2 separate regions of the Homo sapiens genome follow, and region 1 is linked to region 2. Evidence: read pairs that join two places in POLR2A ChIA-PET (ENCODE). Cell type or tissue: HCT116. All regions are shown on one strand. Links, peaks and the distances in the headings refer to the core of each region. The heading gives the core; the rest is flanking DNA.

Region 1 (10,096 bases), core at 3,329-7,328, 200 kb after region 2:
CTTCTCAGAGAGGTTTTACTCAACTACCATTTTTAAAGTTCCATCTACTCAGTCACTTTCATTCATGTCATTGCTTATTATCACTAGTACATCTAGGATAATATTGAACTATTTTGCTTTTTAAAATTTATTTCTCTGCTGTAAGTATGCTTCATGAAGGGAAGGACCTTATTTAGTCTTATTCACTACTTTGTCTCCATGCCTTACAGTATGAGCCAATATTTATTGATTAAGTAAATGAATGTATGAAGTTCAGTGAATCTGAAGGCTAGGAAGCATGAGAGTGAGTGAGATGAGATAAAGCTGTCAAAATTAGGAAGACACACAAATAAGGGCTGTTTGTCCTTAGCCTCTCAAAGAGGGAAGATATACATTGGAGTGATTTTTTTTTTCAATGTTAGAAAGTTTGAAATTACATTTTTGTTTAAAACTGCCTTTCCTGATAAAAACCTATTTTTCATTATAAATCATCATATATCCTGGTACTTTACATAGAGGAAAAAATAAGAATAATTGATATTTTAAGGTTTTTGGACTTCAGAATATTTTAATACTCTCCTTAAATGTGCAACAAACACTATATTTTGAATATGAGACTAAAACAGACCAATTATCCTCAGTTTGGTGCTATTTAAAAAATATAGCTGCCATTTTGCTAGTATTTCTACCTTTTTCTCAGGAAATATAAAAAAGGAAGAAGAAATAATATCTAAATTAAAATCTCAATGGTCATTGTGTATATCACCAAATTTCCACATCATTCAGCACATGATAGTAACTGTAGTCCAAAATTATACTATTTTTTCTTATGAACATCTTTTCTTTCTTGGGCATGTATTCTTTTCTCTGAAAAAAATTATATATTCAGTTAAAATGATCTTATAATCAAGTGAGTAGGCGTATAGAAATGTCAAATAGGAATGATAATATTTCCCACCTACTTGCCTTCACAGGGTGCTCTGAGAATTGATATGAAAATGTCTTTGAAGTGTTTTGAATTACTTGGAAGAAAGATATAATATAAATACAGAGTTGCATTTTTGAAAGTATGATTCCAATGGTCCCTCTGATAAGTCCCGTCACTTTTGAGCTAGAAGAGTTATAGTCACTTTCTTGTCCTAACTGCTCCCCATGGACTTGAAGCCTAGAGAAATGATCTTTTTGCATGCCACTGTGATACCTTTTATTTTTCAAGCAAGAGCGGACATTGATTCAGTGGATACTTAGCATTGATTTCATAGGTTTGGGTATTAAAGATGCTGTACTGACATCTCAATGTATTAGCTGGCTAAGGCTGTCATAACAAAATACCACAGACCACGTTGCTTAAACAGCAGAACTTTATTTTCTCACAATTCTAGATACTAAAAGTGTGAGATCAAAGTAACAGTACGTGTGGTTTCTCTGAGGCCTCTCTCCTTGGCTTGCAGATGGCCATCTTCTCCCTGTTTCTTCATGTGATCTTCCCTTTATATCTCTGTGTCCTAGTTTTCTTTGGAAAATCAGTCCTGTTGGATTAAGGCTCACCCTAATGACCTCATTTAAACCTAATTACCTATTTAAAGACCACATCTCCAAATACAGTGGCATTCTGATGTACTCAGGGTTAGAACTTCAAAATATAAACTTGGTGACAATGCAATTCAGTCCATAGCACTGGGTTTGGGCCTAACGTGGGTTAGGGCTTAGCATGAAGCATGGGCTGAGCCTAGCATAATGTTGCTTATTAGTTATTCTATATACCCAAACTATGGCCTTTTAATGCTTCCCATCCTTGGAATAAAATGTAAACCCCTTCCTACAACCCACGTGGACCTGTAGCTCTGGCTTTGGTCACGTGCCATTATCCCTTTCCACTCGCTTTTTTTCCAGACACTGTCCTCCTTTTAAGTTCTCAAACAAATCCAGCCCTTTCTTTCAAGATCTTTGCAATTGTCTTTGTCAGGTAGGTTCTTTTCTTTTCTTTTCATTCTTTCTTTCGTTGTTTTTTCTTTTTTCTTTTAAGACCGAGTCTCACTCTGAGTCAGCAGGCTGGAGTGCAGTGGCACGATCTCAGCTCACTGCAACCTTCACCTCCCGGGTTCAAGCAATTCTCCTGCCTCAGCCTCCCGAGTAGCTGGGACTACAGGTGTGCGCCACCTCGGCCAGCTAATTTTTGTATTTTTAGTAGAGACAGGGTTTCACCATGTTGGCCAGGATGGTCTGGATCTCTTGACTTCGTGATCCGCCTGCCTCAGCCTCCCAAAGTGCTGGGATTGCAGGCATCAGCCACTGCGCCCGGCAGACAGGTTCTTTTCTAAGCTCTTCATATCACCTCCCCTCAGGTCTTAGCTTAATGTTATCTTCACAAAGTGGTCTTCTCGGCCACATAATGTAAATTAGTCCTAGTAATATTTATCACCTTTTTCTGTTCATTTCCTGTATAATCTGTGAGAGAAAAAAAGCAGTAGCTTTTGATGCTTAAGAACTGCTATGACACTCAAACCTAAGCCTCAATATTATTATTAGAATATTATTAATACAAACTGATCTGACTTTTATAGCTAAGCCATGTTGTTCTCCTGTTGAACATAAAATTCTCACTGAACATTCCCATCTGGGCAAATGGGTCACTGGGTAATCCACAAAACAACAACCAATCCCCTTTCTTACTGAGTGGCTACTGCTTTTCTAAACCAGTTACAGTTTTAACCCTGCTCTAATCTGCCCTTCCTGCAGATAAGATTTATTGAGATATTCAAGGGTATAAAATCACCCCTGCTCTATGACAGAACTCAATCTAGAGTGATCTTGTTCCCTTAACCTCCTCCCAGTGTTACCCAACTAGAGCACAAATCCCTTAATAGTTTTTGTCTAATGTGCTCTCACTGAGATGCACTACGCTTCCCTAAGGCGTATGCTCTCCCTCCCTGCAACAGGTAATACACACAACGTGCTCACCTGCAGGTGTTCCTGGTAATCTTGGGCTGAGTTAACTGTGGTCTAGGTTGCTTATTTGGAAGTGCAAGCTACCTGAGGGAAAGACCTAGGCTTTCTTCTTCACTTCTTCATTGCTAGAAGCTTTCACAACTTTCACTTTGCCAGGCACATATCAGGACCTCAGTTAATATTTGATAAATGAATGAATCAATCAATGCCAGAATATTTGTGACTTTAGTTTATATACCCTTCAGTGCCTCTTATAAATTTTAGGCTTTTCTGGTAATATTATTGTACTATGAGGGGCAGCATATTTCTTGATAAGGGACTGACATATTGTAAATGGTGTATGAGGAAGTTTATTCCTGCTGCTGGAGAAAGAACGGATTCCACAGAAAAGAAAATAAAGATTATTGTGTTAGGTAATGAAAATGAGGTTTCAGATGGATGCTAGGGTAAAGTAAGCACATGGCCTGTTTGAGAAATATACTACATAGTAGTGTATCTTGAACATATATTGGTTATAAGGAGCCAAGATAATACGTTAGATAAAATAACTACAAGATTGTGAGTCTCCAGAGTTATCATTACATTTCTCATTGTTCTCATTCAATATTCACTGTTTGTACCCGTGACGGAAATCTACAAAAAATGTCGACTGCTTTCTTAGTCATTGTAAACTTATATTGTACAAATGGCTTGTATCTTTTTTTTTAAGTCATTTTTATGTGGGATAGGTAGATGAATTGTCCATATTAGATCTCTACACTTTAAATTATTGTATGAAAACATTTGGTAATTTATGTGTCATGCAGTTTTTGGTTTTTAAAATTGTTTCCTTTCAAAAAACTAAATTATAGCTACACAATTCATGGAAACAAGTCAACACAAAACACTTGAGCTCAATTTAAAGATCTTATTAGGAAAGAAACTATATCCTATCAAGTATGAAATATTATATTAATAGAAAAATATTTAATTTTACAAATATTTTTGAGAGCTAAGTTTTTGTAAAATAATGTACAACATGGGAATAACAGAGATAAAGGACACTTAATCTCTGTTTTGTATCTAATTTACATGGGCAATCCATATAGTAAATTCTAATTCTAAATTTTAAATTCTAGATCTATTGCTTCAATGCATTTAGGATAATCCTACAGAAAATAGATGTTCTGACTTTTATAATAGGATTATAATTTGCTCAAAAACTTAAAAATATTGGATTCAAAAGATAAAAATGTGTATCATTTTATCTAGAGTAATATAAAATGTTAATTTAAATTTCTGCAAGTAATGATAATATGTATCCAGATGTTTTTAATTTCATATAACCCTTGTTTTGGACTTAGTGCAAAGCAAAACAAAATAAAAACAAATAATCAAAAATAACAACAACCACAAAACCTCTGATGATTGAATTTAACAATGTATAATTCTATATGAAAATTACTTCTGAATAAGTAAATAGTATTATATTTATGTTTTATAAGAATAACATAGATTCACTTGTGCAGTATCTACTTATAATTGTTACATTTTTAATTTATGAAATCAAATTTGTTTTAGTGACCAATAATTAAAACTTCTAAGAAATAATTATACTTCTCCTAATACATATGTCTAGATGTTTCATTTCTAAATATGCAAGTTGAAAGCTTAATGCTTCCTTTCTATGGTTTAAGCTTCTAGGGACTTTTCACCTTTTACCATGAGTTACTATATTTAATTTCATGTCTTAAAGTCTTTTGAGCTGTGAGTTACACATTTAAATCTCCCAAAATGTAAGCTTAAAATGCATTGTTTCTATCAGACAGGTAACTTTATTTTATGGAGTGTGAACAGCTGTGCTAAATACTGACTTAATGTTAGAATCACCACTGGGAACAAAAGTGTAGAGTTTTGGTTGCTTTAATTAAAAAACATACTGTTTTCAAGTTCCACTTTGATACGTGTGACACAGGAACAAAAGTAAGAATAAAAACCAATAGAGATTATATTATTCCTTCATGGGACTAGAAAACAATCCACCACAAGGATTTGCAGTATCCCACCGTGAGTTCTCTCATTATAATTTTTTGTTTGTTTGTTTATATCTCTGCATGCAGCATCATGTACTCAAGTATATACTTGTTAAAACAGGTTTTTTGTTTTTTTTTCTTGACTCAGATAATTTCTGAACTAGTTAGTTTTTTGGTTCTCATCCAACTAATAAAGTTGTAGTAGAAAAGTTGTAGGTGACTTTCACCTAAGAAGGCAAGGTTAAGGCAGCATCAAGGGAATGGACCCGTGGGTGGATGTTTCTGTCAGGAATTTATCTCAAATGGTGTTTGTAGTCTCTGAGTCATCTTGCTTTAAAACAAACACAAAGAGCTCCTTAATCTGAGGAGGACAAAAGAATGGTGGGGGGAGAGCTTTAGAGTTTTTCTTCAGCTAGTCTCCAAAGGAAGGCTATTTGCTTATTTTCACCAGAATATGAGATGAGAGTGGCTATAGTAGAGAAGGTTTATTTTCTCTTTTTTAAGCATTAAACATGGGGCACTCATGTCCCAAATCTGGGCAGAAAGAATCAGCTTTCCACTTCGCCATTTTCTCCTTCCAGACTTCCAGTATTTTGGGGAAAGAGCAACCAGTAGCCTTTATTTTTATGATCCATAGCTATTGTTAGAATTAAAAATGAAAAAATCTGTATAGTAATCTGTTTAATCCAATTTAAAAGTATTTGGTTGAGAAATTTCTGGGGAGGGTGATATTTTGAAGATTGGAATAGAATGGGATAATATTCTCATTTTGCCTCTATCTACTAAATAAGTGTTCTACCTCCTAAGTCCCCCATTCTTTTATACTGTCAACATTATTGGACATGGGTTTTCCAAAAAAATAATAAATGGATTCCTGAAGCACAGCCAATTAACCACTAGGGACTTATAGGATAGTCCTTGTTAATGCTCATAATTTATGATTTTTTAAAAAGGACCAGATTCTTGCTAAATAACATTTTTATCTTAAACATTCCACAATTCATGAATGTTCTTCCCAAAATTACTCCATCTATTTTACTTGTATTAGTTCTGGTACATCTTCTACTTTTACTTTGTTTTTTTTTTCATTTCAACAGGATTTTACTTGATACTTTCTACCATGGTTTACACATAAATATATTTCTGAAATTAATAAGTAATCTCCTTGAGATACAGTTCTCTGAATTGTATCACGAACATTTACACCTTCTTTTCAGTATTTATATAAGTTCTAAAAGCAAGAATATATAAAGAAATTTGTTTGTCTTTTGCTTCATCTAATACTTTATAAGACACTATTTGACAACCATACAGCAAGTCAAGTTTTCTGTACAAAATTAGTCAGTTTCTGGGGTTCTGCATAGGTCTCACAGTGACATTTTCTGACATAGGTATTGAATTTTATCAGAATAGGTATTAGAATATCTCAAATTGTACCACTGGTAAAATTATTTTAAACAAAAACAACAACCGTGTTCCCTAAGTGCTTTCAGATAAAGGTGAAGTATTCTGGAAACTTCAACTTAAAAAATGGTAGACTTCCTCAGGTATCAGAACACAGAGCACGAGCACACAATGAACTCATCTTCTATGTTTGGATACATAATCATTAGGACTTACCAGTCTGCCAGTCTACCATCTGTGTTTCTTCTTTTAGGTAAGCACTAGATAGCATGCCATCGATAATGCATAGGAAACTGGAAACCTAATTGCATACTTATATTTGTAAAACTTTCTTCTTTTTTCCTTTCACTTAAGCTCACTCATCTATTTACCTAACGATTAATTTCCAGAACTGTGAAATTCCATTTCTTCCAATAAACTATATGAATACTTTAGATAATATTAAAAATATTTTAAATTCCATTCCTGTCAAAATATGTGTCTGTTTATGTCACTAAACTGGCATTTCCCAAGCTTGTCTCATCATCAGAATTATATGGGAAAGTAGAAAGAAGGAGAAAGGAAAGGAAAGAAAAGAAAAGGAAAGGAAAGAAGGAAAGGAAAGAAAAGAAAAGGAAAGGAAAGAAGGAAAGGAAAGAAAAGAAAAGGAAAGGAAAGAAGGAAAGGAAAGGAAAAGAGAGAAAGAAAGAAAAAGAGAAAAAGAAGAGAAGGAAAGACAGAAAAATCTTTAAGTAGATATTTGGATTCTATAAATCTGGATTGGAGCTTGGGAAACCATTTAAGTACCCTAGCTTATTAAAATTCTTGTGCATGTTTGTGACAACTGTACTAGATTTATTTATTGATCTTCACTCATATTTTATAAATACTTATTAAAAGCTAATTTTCACTTAGTGTTTTTGATAGCATTTTCTATTTTAGATGATAATTTCTACTAGGAAACGAATCAAGCTGACTATGACTTCTATTACTTTGTGTTCTTCTTAGTATCATGATCAGTTACTTACACACAGAAATTCCAATGATGTTTAATTGGCTAATTTGTTAGCTACTTCCTATCCTTGGCTCCTCTTCTTCCCTTGTCCATTATTTGTGGCTCCTCACAGTGTTTGGCCTCTTTGCTCTTCTGCTACATTCCCTCAGTTGAAGATGTTATCTGCCTGCTTATATTTAATAATCATTTATCAATAATATCTCTTAAGTCTGAATCTTGAGCTTGAACATCTTCATGCTCCCTGCAGTTTTATATAACTTCAAATCCAAGACAATGTATGTAAATTCAACAAGTGCTCAACAAATATTGAATTTATTGAACATTGATAAACTGTTTATATTTTTGTCCATATCTAGCATAGAATTTGTCTCAGATAAATTTATAAAGGAAATGATGCTGACTTCTAGAGACAGCAGCGTATCTATCACTAAGACACCAAAGCAATCTTTACTAAGCTAGGAGTATAGAAGAAAATGAGGGAGTAGCACAAGCTAGAAAATTGAAGACACAGGGTGTAAATTTGAATCCTGGTTTTGCCATTTAGTACATTAATTCAGGCTATCAATTTCTCCAAACCTCAGTTTTCTTTTTTTATTTAAAAATAAAATTGTATTTTTTATTTAAAAAGAAGATAATAATGACATACAGGGCTGTTGGAAGATTAGACAAATACTTATGTTGAATGAGCATATTGTACAGAACTGCAAAATGATATTTAATACTATTGTTGATGTTGTTATTACTACTCTATTTTTCATTACTTGCAAGGAATCTGATTTTAGCAGAATACATATCTGCTTATGCTTTGGGTACACTAAGCATACAGGATGAAGTTGAATTAAGTCTCTCAAAACCAGCTTGTTTACTTCTTATGGCAATGGGACTGACTGATCCTACACTCTTTATAGCTCTTGACTATTACATCTGAGTAACTATATAATCATTCCTATTGGTTTTTGGAGAAAGACTAACAACTTGGATTTAGTGGATTATACAAGAATACATGCAAGGAGGAAGAAAATATATTTTTACATATTAAAGTTTTCATTGAGAAAAGGAAGTCCACAAAGTCAAATCGAAAGCCATCTAAAAGGCAGTAGTTATCTCCTCTTTACAAAAACACGCCTGGAGGAAAAGTACATCCTTGAAATTTAAGAGTTGGTTGCATCCTAAGTAGTATTAGGCTGTGTCAGTAGTCTACAAGGTGTTTGCCCAAGGACGTTTTGCCATCTCTTCCATGATTTTCACAGGCTTCTGATGTACTTTTGAAAAATCAAAGTTCTGTTCAGTATTTGATATTTGTAGCTGACTCTGTGTAAAAGGTGAAGAGAAACCATTAGAATGATTTCCACTTCCTTATAGTTTTACAATATTCTATTCTGAAGAGTGGTCATGCTATACAGAATATACTGTTGTCTTAGTTTTGCTAAATATGTTTCCAGAAGGTTGAAACATTTTCAGTCTTCCTTACTTCCCAGCCCACTTTCACATGTTGTCTTTTTCTCCTGTTATATCACCTGCCATGTGCTCTTCTGAGATTTATAGAGGCATATGAGGTAGATTTAATTAAGAGTAATTTAAACCAGGCCTAGAAATGGCTTAGGGAAATTGAGGTTAAACCTCTAGAATTTGTTTTGTTTTGTTTCTTTAAAGAGGCTGGGTCTTACCATGCTGCACAGGCTGGCCTCGAACTCCTGGGCTCCAGCAATCCTCTTGCCTCAGCCACCTGTGCACCAACTCAACCAGCCTATAATTCGTTGATTTTTGGCTGCCTTGGCAATGCGTCAGAAATGAAAATCAGAACTAGATTCTAGTATCCATACTGTCAGTATACGTTATAGATTTTTTTCTTTCATTTTGATGTTTTGAGTGTATTACCCATCTGTCCATAGCTGCTGCCTTTTCTAATTTTTTTTTCCATTTCAGTGTGTAGAATACAATCTCACTGCTACAAAAGTTGTACAATATATTTTATTAATCTTGAGGAGGATAACTAGGAAGGTAGAAACAAATGCCAGTAGAGTAATGGTTTTTTTCAGCAAAGAGGATTACTAATGATAAATTTCTTTTCTAGGGGACACTTAACAGAAATAAAAATGTGAGTATGTCTGCCAAGATATCAGAAATGCTGAAGGACCAGAAAAAGGGGATGTCTGTTAGCCCCAGAATCAGCCCAAGTACCATCATTCTGGTCATTTCAACAGAGAATTGGCATGGGAAGAGAGGAGTAGGATTGGAGGTGGATGTACATATGTTTTGAGAAACAGTAAAGTAGATAAGAGGAGAAGTTCATCAAAGATTAAAACTCGTTCTCCACTACAGCAAATGATCCTGAAACTTTAATCAGATTTGTCTTTAGGTTCTCTTCCAAATGCCCACAGAACCACTGTCAAACAATGTAACCAATCAAACAAAAGCATTTCTGCCCCTCTACTTAAGGATGCCCTGAACTTTATTATGGGGGAATCAAAAAAATTGTGGGTTCAAGCCCAGCTCTGATAGCTCCAAGACCTTGGGAAGTCACATACCACATAGTTCTCATGGGAAGTCACATACCGCATAGTTCTCAGTTTAATCAATCACTGTAGAAGAAAATCATTGAGTAATGAGTCCAATCAACATAATGCTTGAAAAATGACCAGATCATTCCTGTTTTAATTGAGTAATAGGATTTTGAAAATAAAATAAGGATTATTCCTAGATGAGTTAAGCCTTCAGGTAAAAAATGCTTTGAACTAGAGACAAATTATTAGACTTC
Region 2 (10,096 bases), core at 2,138-6,137:
GACTGGCTGAATGGATTAAAAAATAAAAACCATAACCCCACTATATATTGTCTTCAAGAAACTCATCTTATATGTAAAGACACACATAGACTGAAAGTAAAGAGATGGAAAAAATTATTCAATGCAAGCACAAAACAAAAGGGGGCAGGAGTAGCTATACTCAGGTAAAACAGACTTTAATTCAAAAACATTAGAAAAAAAGAAAGACAAAAAGTCATTGTATAATGATAAAGGAATAAATTCAATAAAATGATATAACAATCTAAACATATACGTACCCAACACTGGAGCAGTCCAATATATAAGCAAATATTATTGACCTAAAAGGAGAGATAGACTCCAATACAATAATATTTGGGGAATTTAACACCCCACTCTCAACATTAGACAGACCATCTAGACAGAAAATTAACAAGGAAACACTGGATTTAAACTGCACTTTATACCAAATGGACTTACAGACATTTACAGAATATTTCACCCAATAGCTTCAAAATATACATTCTTCTCCTTAGCACTGATATGGTTTGGCTCTGTGTCCCCACCTAAATCTCATATTGAATTGTAATTCACATTGTTGGGGGGAGGAACGAGGTGAGAGATTATTGGATCATGGGGGCTGACTTTCCTCATGCTATTCTTATGATAGGGTGAGTTCTCATGAGATCTGATGGTTTGAAAGTTTGTGGCACTTCCCTCCTTGGTATCTCTCTCTCTTTCTCTCCTGTCACCATGTGAAGAAGGTGCTTGCTTCCCCTTCACCTCCTGCCATAATTGTAAGCTAACTGAGGCCTCCCAGTCATGCTTCCTGTTAAACCTGCAGAACTGCGAATCAATTAAACCTATTTTCTTCATAGATTAGCCAGTCTCAGGTAGTTCTTTATAGCAGTATGAAAATGAACTAATACAAGCACATTGAACATTATCCCATATAGACCCATATGTTAGGCATGAAACAAGTCTTAAAATTTTTTAAAAAGTTGAAATCACATCAAGTATCTTCTCAGACGACAGTAGAATAAAACAAGAAGTCAATAACAAGAATTTGAGAAACTGTACAAAATACATGGAAATTAAACAACGTGCTCCTTAATGACCTTTGGGTCAAAGAAGGAATTAAGGAGGAAATTAAAAATTTTCTTGAAACAAATAAGAATTGAAACACGACATTCCAAAACCTATGAGATATAGCAAAAGTAGTGTTAAGAGGGAAGTTTACAGCAATAAATGCCTACATCAAAGAAGAAAGATTCCAAATAGACAGCCTAACAATGTACCTCAAGGAATCAGAAGAGCAAGAATGAACCAAACTCAAAACTAGTAGAAGGAAAGAAATAATAAAGATAGGAGCAGAACTAAATGAAATAGAGACTAAAACAAAAAATACAAAGGATCAATTCAATGAAAAGTTGGTTTTTTGAAAATATAAACAAAATCAGTAAATTGGTAGCTAGGCTAATCAAGATATAAAGAGAGATGACTAAAAGAAATAAAATCAAAAATGAAAAAGGTGACATTTCAACTGATACTACAAAAAGACAAAAGATCATCAGAGACTATTACATACTGGGAAACCTAGATAAAATGGATACATTGCTGGACACATACAGTCTACCAAGATTGGGTCAGGAAAAAATAGAAAACATTAACAGACAGTAACAAGCAATGAGATTGATTCACTAATAAAAAGTCTATTAGTAAAGAAAAGTCCAAGACTGATGGCTTCATTGCTGTATTCTACCAAACATTCAAAGTAGAACTAACAACAATTCTAAAATTATTCTGAAAATTTGGAGGGAATACCCTCTAGCTGGGTCTATGAGGCCAGGATTACCCTGACACCAAGAACAGACAAGGACACAACAAAAAAGAACTATGGGTCAATATCCCTAATGAACAAAGATGCAAAAATTCTCAATAAAACACAAAACTGAATCCAACAGCTAATCAAAAAGATAATACATCATGACCAAATGAAATTTATCTCAGGAATGCAAGAGTAGTTCCACATACTCAAATAAATAAATGTGATACATTATGTCAACAGAATGAGGGACAAAAGTCAAATAATCATCTAAATAGACACAGGAAAAGCATTTGCTAAAATTTAATATTCTTTCATGATAAAACTCCCTAGAAATTAAGTATAGTAGGTATGTACTTCAACACAATAAAGACCATATATAACAAAGCCCAGCTAAAATTATATTAAATGGGGGAAAAGCTGAAAACCTACCTGTAAGAACTGGAACAAGGCAAGGATTCTGACTTTCATCAGTCCCATTGAACATAGTCCTGGAAGTCCTAGCCAGAGCAATTAGGAAAGAGAAAGAAATAAAAGGCATCCAAATTGGAAAGGAAGAAGTCAAATTGTTTCTCTTTGTAGATGACATGTTTTAATATCTAGAAAAGCCTGAAGACTCCAGCAAAAAAAAAATTTTTAGATCTGATAAGTAAATTCAGTAAAGTTGCAAGATACAAAATTACCATACAAAAACAAATAGCATTTTGATACACCAATAATGAACTAGCTGAAAAAGAACTCAAGAAGGCAATCCCATTTACAATAGCTACAAAAAATTAAAATACCTAGAAATAAATGTAACCAAGAAGGTAAATGACCTTTATAAGAAAAACTATAAAACACTGATGAAAGAAATCAAAGGCAACACAAACAAATAAAAAGATATCTCATGCCCATGGATTGGAAACATTAATATTGTTAAAATGACCATACTGCCCAAAGCAATCTACAGACTCAATGCAATCTCTATCAAAATACCAATCCTAAAATTTATATAGAAGAAAAATGAGCTTGAATATCTAAAGCAATCCTGAACAAAAAGAAAAAAAGCTGGAGGCATTACACTATCTGACTTGAAAATATATTAAAAAGCTATAGTAATCAAAACAGCATGGTATTGGTATAAAAACAGACACAAAAACCAGTGGAATAGAATAGAGAACCCAGAAATAAATTCATGTATTTACAGCCAACTGATCTTCAACAAAGGCACCAAGAACATACATTGGGAAAAGGACAATAAATAAATACTGGTTGGGAAAATTAGATATCCATATGCAGAAGAAGGAAACTGGAGCCTTATTTCTCACCATACACAAAAATCAATGTAAGATGGATTAAAGACTTAAATGTAAGACCAGAAACTATAAAACTACTAGAATAAAACATAGGGGAAACACTTCAGGACATTGGTCTAGGCAAGGATTTTATGGTTACGATCTTGAAAGCACAGGCAACAAAAACAAAAATAGATGAATGGGATAATATTAAACTAAAGAGCTTCTCCCATCACAGAAAACAATCAATAGAGTAAAGAGACAACCTGTTGATTGAGAGAAAATATTTGCAAACTATTCATCTGACAGGGGACTAATATTTAAAATATATGAGGAACTCAAACAATGAAACAGTGAAAATTTCCCATTAGAAAGTGGGCAAAGGACACAAACAGATATGTATCCAAAGAAGACACACAAATGGCCAACAGATATATGACAAAATGCTTAACATCACTAATCATTAGGGAAATGCAAATCAAAACCAAAATGAGATATCATTATACCTCAGTTGAAGTGGCTACTATTGAAAAGAAAAAAAAAACAGATGCTGGCAAGAATGTGGAAAACAGGTAACTCATGCACTGTTGGTGGGAAAGCAAACTAGTTTAGCCAATATAGAAAACAATATGAAAATTTCTCATAAAACTAAAAGAAATACCACATGGTCCAGTAATCTCACTACTGGGTATTTATCCAAAGGAAATCAGTAAATCAAAGGAATATCTGCATTTGTGTGTTTATCACACCACTATTCACAATAAGAAAGATGTGAAATCCACCGAAATCTCTATCAGCAGACGTCAGGATAGAGAAAATGTGGTTTACATGCACAATGGAATACTATTCAGGTGTAAAGAAAAATGGGATTATGTCATTTGCAGCAACATGGATGGAAATGGACGTCATTATGTTCAGTGAAATAAGCCAGGAACAGAAAAACAAATATTGCATGTTCTCACTCATATGTGGGAGCTTAAAAACTTAATCTCATAAACGAAGAGAATAGAATGATAGATACCAGAGGCTGGGAAGAGTGTGTGTGTGTGTGGGGCGGGGGGGGGTGGAAGGAGGATAAAGAGAGTTTAGTTAATGAGTACAAATGCAGGTAGATAGAAGAAATAAGCTCTAATGTTCCATAGCAAAGTAGGGTGACTGTAGTTAACCATAATGTATTGTAAATATCAAAATAGTTAGATGAGAGGACTTGAAATGTTCCCAACACAGGAATGATAAATACTTGAGGTGATGGACACACCAACACCCTGCCTTGATCATTACACAGTTCAAGAATGTAACAAAATACCACATGTACCCAATAATTATGTATAAATATAATGTATCAATAAAAATATTTTTAAAACTCCATTCATATTAGTCAAGCCAATGTCAAATATACTCTGCATTCACCCATAATCCTGCTAGCATCATTTCCTTTAATAGAAAGTATGTCTCATTGCTTGACGTCTGTCGTAATCATACACATCCTCCAAGGTGTCCTTTATTTTCTACCTCCTCCCTTAAGCCTTCTCTGATCATCTCATTCTCACTGATTTACCCTGCACTCTAATAGTTTTGTTGTTGTTGTTGTTTTATTGAGACAGGATCTTACTCCGTCGCACAGGCTGGAGTGCAGCGGTGTGATCTCGGCTTACTGCAACTTTCACCTCCCCTGTTCAAGCAATTCTCCTGCCTTAGCCTCCTGAGTAGCTGGGACTAAAGGTGCCCGGCACCAGGCCTGGCTAATTTTTGTATTTTTAGTAGAGGCAGGGTTTCACTATGTTGGCCAGCCTGGTCTCAAACACCTGACCTCAGGTGATCCACCCGCCTTGGCCTCTGTGCCTAGGATTATAGGCGTAAGCCACCGCACAGGGCCTCTTATAGATTTTTGTACTACCTACTTTAACATAAAGTTTTACTCTCTGAAATTGGTCACAAATTAATTCAGTTAATAAGCACTTTTTGGGTAGGGTCCATATATTTACTGTTCAATTTCCATTGTACTCTTAGCCCAAGGAAAGTACTCGACGTACATTTATTTATTGACTGATTGTAGACATGATCTTAGCTTATCTAATAGTTATTGATTTATTAAACACATTATATGTATTAACAAAGCACTAAATATTAAACAAACTGAGGTAGATCTTTCTGGAATAGTGCCAGAGAGGATATTCAATATACACAGAATAAGAAGAGCTATCATTTACTGGTCACTTGGCAAGCACTTTACTAAGGATTTTACATAGGTGAGCTAATTTAATCTTCTCAATAATCCTGAGTTAGACATCATTATGATTCTCATTTTATTTATGAGTAATCTGAAATTCAAAGGGACCCTCTCAAGGCACAAAGCTAGCAAGTGTTAGAATGGGTTTTAAATATAAGTGGTCTCATAGCTGAGCCCATACACTGAGCAGAATTTTCTCTCATAGTCTACATTTGTTTACTGTAAAATTTTAAGACCTAGGTCACTATCATAATTTGAATACAAAGTTCCCCTATATGCTTTGCTAAATACAAATAATAAATTTCCCTTTTTGCTTTATCAGAGGAGTATCAAGCCTTTGTACTTTGTCTTTGTCAGACATCAGAGAGAAAACCACTAGTCAAATATTCACCCATTTTTCAGTTAAGTCCACTTTATAAACAGCTCTTGGCAGCACAGAGAGCCCACATGGTGAGTGCATAGTGCTGTCTTTCAGTCATTCCACCACTGGGACAAGAGTTTCAAGGATCTGCCAGTCTTACAAATTAGTTTCAGAAAGACTTGTTTTCAATAGTTGAGTTTAAAAACATTCTAAATTACATTTACTACAGTTTGTTTAAAGCTTTTTTTTCTGGCCTATCTTTCTGAGTTGCAGCTTAATTTTTCACTGTCTCATTATAATTTCTCTCTTTTTTCTGGATTTCATCCTCTCATTCATTATTCTTTGTCTCCTCTCTTGTTTCTGGCTTTTCTTCCTGCAGCTGGGCTTTGGTTAGAAGGGGTGGACGCAGCTGCCCAACCGTTTTCACATTCTTTACTGATACGATTTTCTTGAGGTAAAACATCATTTAAGAAGTATTACTCAACAATTAAATGTTTCTGTCCTCCTCAAATTCTGTGTGTGAAAGTCTGCCAAGAAGATCCTTTGCAGTTGTTTGTATTGGTTTGGATCCCTTCCTGTTATGCATTATTTTATTTGTTCTGTGCTTGTTTGCCTTTTATGTAATATTTTCTCATAGTTCTAATTTCCTGTTTCTATTTAATCTTCACCACTGACTTGGTTCAACTGTTATCTTTCCTTTTTTTCTTTTTCAGGAGGAAGGGGTTCAAAGGCTACTTTTCCCTATAAGTTTTGACACTTATTAAACTACATGTTTCTTCAATGTAATGGGCTAAATTTTTACAGAGTTCAGGGGCAATTGTGAAGCTAGGAGTTGTACTCCTGCTTAGTTTTGAAGACTCTAACTTGTCCACTGTGCTCTTGGTTTGAAGCAGCAGCAATTTTTGTTGATATTACTACCTAAGGGTACAAAATTGTGCCCATGAGAAAGTGATCTGCTGTGGAAACCTTACACTATCTGGACTTCAGTGCTATTTCTAACTGGAAGTGCCTTAATCTTTCAAAAATTACAGTAGGCTTTTTCAGCATAGCATCTTAGCTGACTTTTCAATGGAACACTGAATAATTAAATATCAGGTTCTTCCTAAGTAATTGAACAAATCTTATTCATCATGCCTAGCTTATCTTTAGATAAATAGGGATGTATCAGGGTACTTCAATGCTGCTCTTCAACATTTACAGAAGGGAAAGGGATGGGATGGGTCCAGGGATAATATTAACGTATTTAACAATTATAAGCACCAACAATCAGAATGGAAGCCAGTCTTAGAGCAGGAGTTGGAAACCTTTGTCATGCCAGTACTTCCCACCTTGTTTGCTGAATTATTGGGAGGCTGGGGTCTTAGCAGTGGGGAACAGACGGTGCACTTAAGGCCCTTGAGCTAGTGTGGAATTATCTTAATACTTTAATAAGTGGCTACATTTTAGTCTTGGGTGAGAGTGTGCTCATTGTTGATTTATGTTCAGTTCAAATGCAGCAGTCCCTTCCAATTTATACATTGTGTTAGATTGGCCCGCAGACACTATGGGGATGGCATGTGATTTTCTACAGTGGTTCCTAGTGAAATCCTGTGTGCAGGTCAAGTTTAGATTTTTATTAATTGAGCTTCTCAACTCTATGGGAATCAGAGCCTACCACTGTCTATAGAAATAAAATTAAATATATATATATATATATATTTATTTCAAAATGCACTGAACTTGAGGTTGAGTTTTGGCCACACCAGTTATTAACTGCAATTTTGGGCAATTGCTTAATAACTTCATTTTCACCATCCTTTATCAGTAAAAGTGAGGGGATTGGATCAGATGAGTTCTACGTTCCCTTCAAGATCTAGCATTCTCTAATTCTATTTAAATACCAATAAGAAGACTTCTTTTGCCTGATATTTAATAGATAATTGAATAAAAATCAACTTACGTTTCAGGTCATGCAGGAAAACGTACCACATGACAAACTTCTGGGCATATAATCCATTCCTGAGAACTACTTATTCATTTCTTTCCACGAGTTTCCAACAGTGTTTAAAGACTATCTGGATAAACTTTTTTTTATTTGCATACAAAGGCAAATAATAATTATATAAAATAAAATACTTTTTCTCTATATGCTTAGCATCCAATTATTTTCTGAAGCATCACTATAGTCTTTCTGCAATGAAGGTGTAGTTATCCTAAACTCTTCCCTCTGTCTCATATGGAAGACAGAATTTTCAATGTTTATTTCACTTTAAGAATGGGTTGAACTTTTTGAAAGTGCATTGCTAAGATAGTATTTGTCATTTTCAGAACAATGGCAGAATTAGTTGTTTTTCACATTTATCAATTCATCACCATCAAAAAAAAGTCAGAACTTTTTTTTACTTTTTTTAAATTTTATTTTTATCTTAGTCACTAGACTACCAGGAACAGAACTATTAATATGTGGCATAAACCATCCTTACCCAAACTAACTAAATAAACAAACAAACAAGAAAGAGTAATTTCTTCTTAAACCTTAAAAACTGCTCTGAAATTACCTGAATCACACACTAGATTTCTTTTAGCCTTTGGCATTTCCACAGGTCTCTGATGTACAACAGCTAAATTGTCTAGGTCATATGGTTCTACCTTCCTACTGATACCTGTTTTACAAGACAGTAGTGTTAGTGCCTAATCATCACGTTTTGATGATGCCCTTATTCAAAAGATAAATCATGTTCTTTCACACAAAACAAAAAATATTCCCCTTAAGCTGAAAAGACCAATTTTGCCTTTTCTAGTTAAAGTATTAGTTATCATGCTATAGGTCCTCTGTGACAAATATGCCTTCTATGAGGCAAACAGCTCTAAGACAATGAGTGCCTTGTTTATGGTTGTGGTTCAATATATTTCTATTGACTTTAGGTGTAAGCTTTGTTGGTTTTAATTTAACTGGAGTGCATATGTTTATGAAAGACTGTCCAAACCAAACTGAGAGGGAAAATAGGCTAGAAACTAGAAAGAAGAACTGGGGCTAAAAATGAGAAAGAAGAACCAGGCCAGGAAGAGATTCAGCCTGCTGGTTTGGTTAAAAATGTATTCATTTGTTTTTCCATCTATTTATCCATACAGCATCAAAGAAATATTTATTCAGGGCCTAATATTTCCTAGGAAAACAAATGTTGGTCCCATGGAATTCATCTTTTGAAGATACATGAAAGATATAAATTATTATGTAATATATATAATTTATAAAGATATAAATTATTTAGTCAGATTTGTGAAACTAGAGGAATATAAAGTACAGTGGTGATAATAGTAACACAGATTTATATAGGTCTTATCTATGCCAGGCAATCTTCTAATCAGTTTACATTTACTCTTTACAATAAGAAGTATGAGGCCAATAATTACAACTGTCATTCCCATTTTGTGGGTGGAAAACTGAAGCACAGGAGGGTCCCTGTCCAGTGGCAGTGGATTCTGGGTCTGTCGAGAGAAATCACTTCTCACAGAGTGGAGACTGAGTTATCTCAGAGACGAGATTTCAGTTACAAAGGATCTTGTGTGTGGCAACCACTGAGCCAAGCCATGGATACTAGTCCTACCATCACATTTCTCTTCCCAGTTATTAGTAGGCCCCAGTTGGTAATTTTTAAAGATTATTTCTTGAAAAGAGCTCAATGACTGACAAATTCCCCCTGTATCCCATCTTGATCAATCCTGATGCATGAAGCGTCTGATCGGAGCCCCTTTTATCAGGGACCTAACGAGGGAGAGGCCCAGAGCTGCTAGCAGGCTTCCAGGTATTCGCCTGCCATGCCACAGGCATCTTTGGATGGTTCCCATTGCTTCCCGTTACAGTTTCTGACTCTGAGGCATTGCTAGAGAAACCTGTCCTGCCAGTCAGTCAAGAAAAAAACATTAAGAAAAATTACCATTCAGGCCAGGCGCAGTGGCCCACGCCTGGAATCCCAGCACTTTGGGAGGCCGAGGTGGTGGGTAACGTGAGGTCAGGAGTTTGAGACCAGCCTAGACAACATGGTGAAACACTGTTTCTGCTAAAAATGCATAAAATTAGCTGGGTGTGGTGGTGGATGTCTGTAGTCCCAGCTACTTGGGAGGCTGAGGCAGGAGAATCGCTTGAGCTCAGGAGGTGGAGGTTGCAGCAGTGAGCAAGACTCTGTCTCAAAAAAAAAAAAGACTATCTAGCTCATATGTGTGAAAGTTTACCTGGTATATATGAAAGCAATACTTATTTTATAAAGTTTAAATTATTACACAGTCTATTTTTTCACCTAAAATAATTAGAGAGAATGATTATGTCCAATTTTGTTGAAAATGCAGGGAAACAAATTTGCTTATCACAGTTGTAGAGCTGTAAATTGGCACAACAATGGGGATATATTTTGATATGATAAGATATAATAGATGTGCGCAAAGAT

Evidence for each region. Peaks named below come from ENCODE experiments on the same cell type or tissue, not always from the same donor. Only the 100,000 strongest peaks of a DNase experiment are listed, where the experiment ranks them.
Region 1: POLR2A ChIA-PET joins it to region 2 with 9 read pairs; 1 of 35 experiments calls an interaction of 5 or more read pairs at or near these places.

The regions. Positions count from the first base shown.
Region 1 is chr5:92,745,238-92,755,333 of GRCh38, reverse strand. No RefSeq gene overlaps it. Among named protein-coding and RNA genes, the nearest start is that of LINC02058, 190 kb to the left of the region's middle. In HCT116, for the core only: no CTCF peak of the experiment used is centred there; a DNase peak (open chromatin) is centred at 5,203; H3K27ac peaks cover 1,307 bases.
Region 2 is chr5:92,941,443-92,951,538 of GRCh38, reverse strand. No RefSeq gene overlaps it. Among named protein-coding and RNA genes, the nearest start is that of LINC02058, 6.7 kb to the right of the region's middle. In HCT116, for the core only: no CTCF peak of the experiment used is centred there; no DNase peak of the experiment used is centred there; H3K27ac peaks cover 1,664 bases.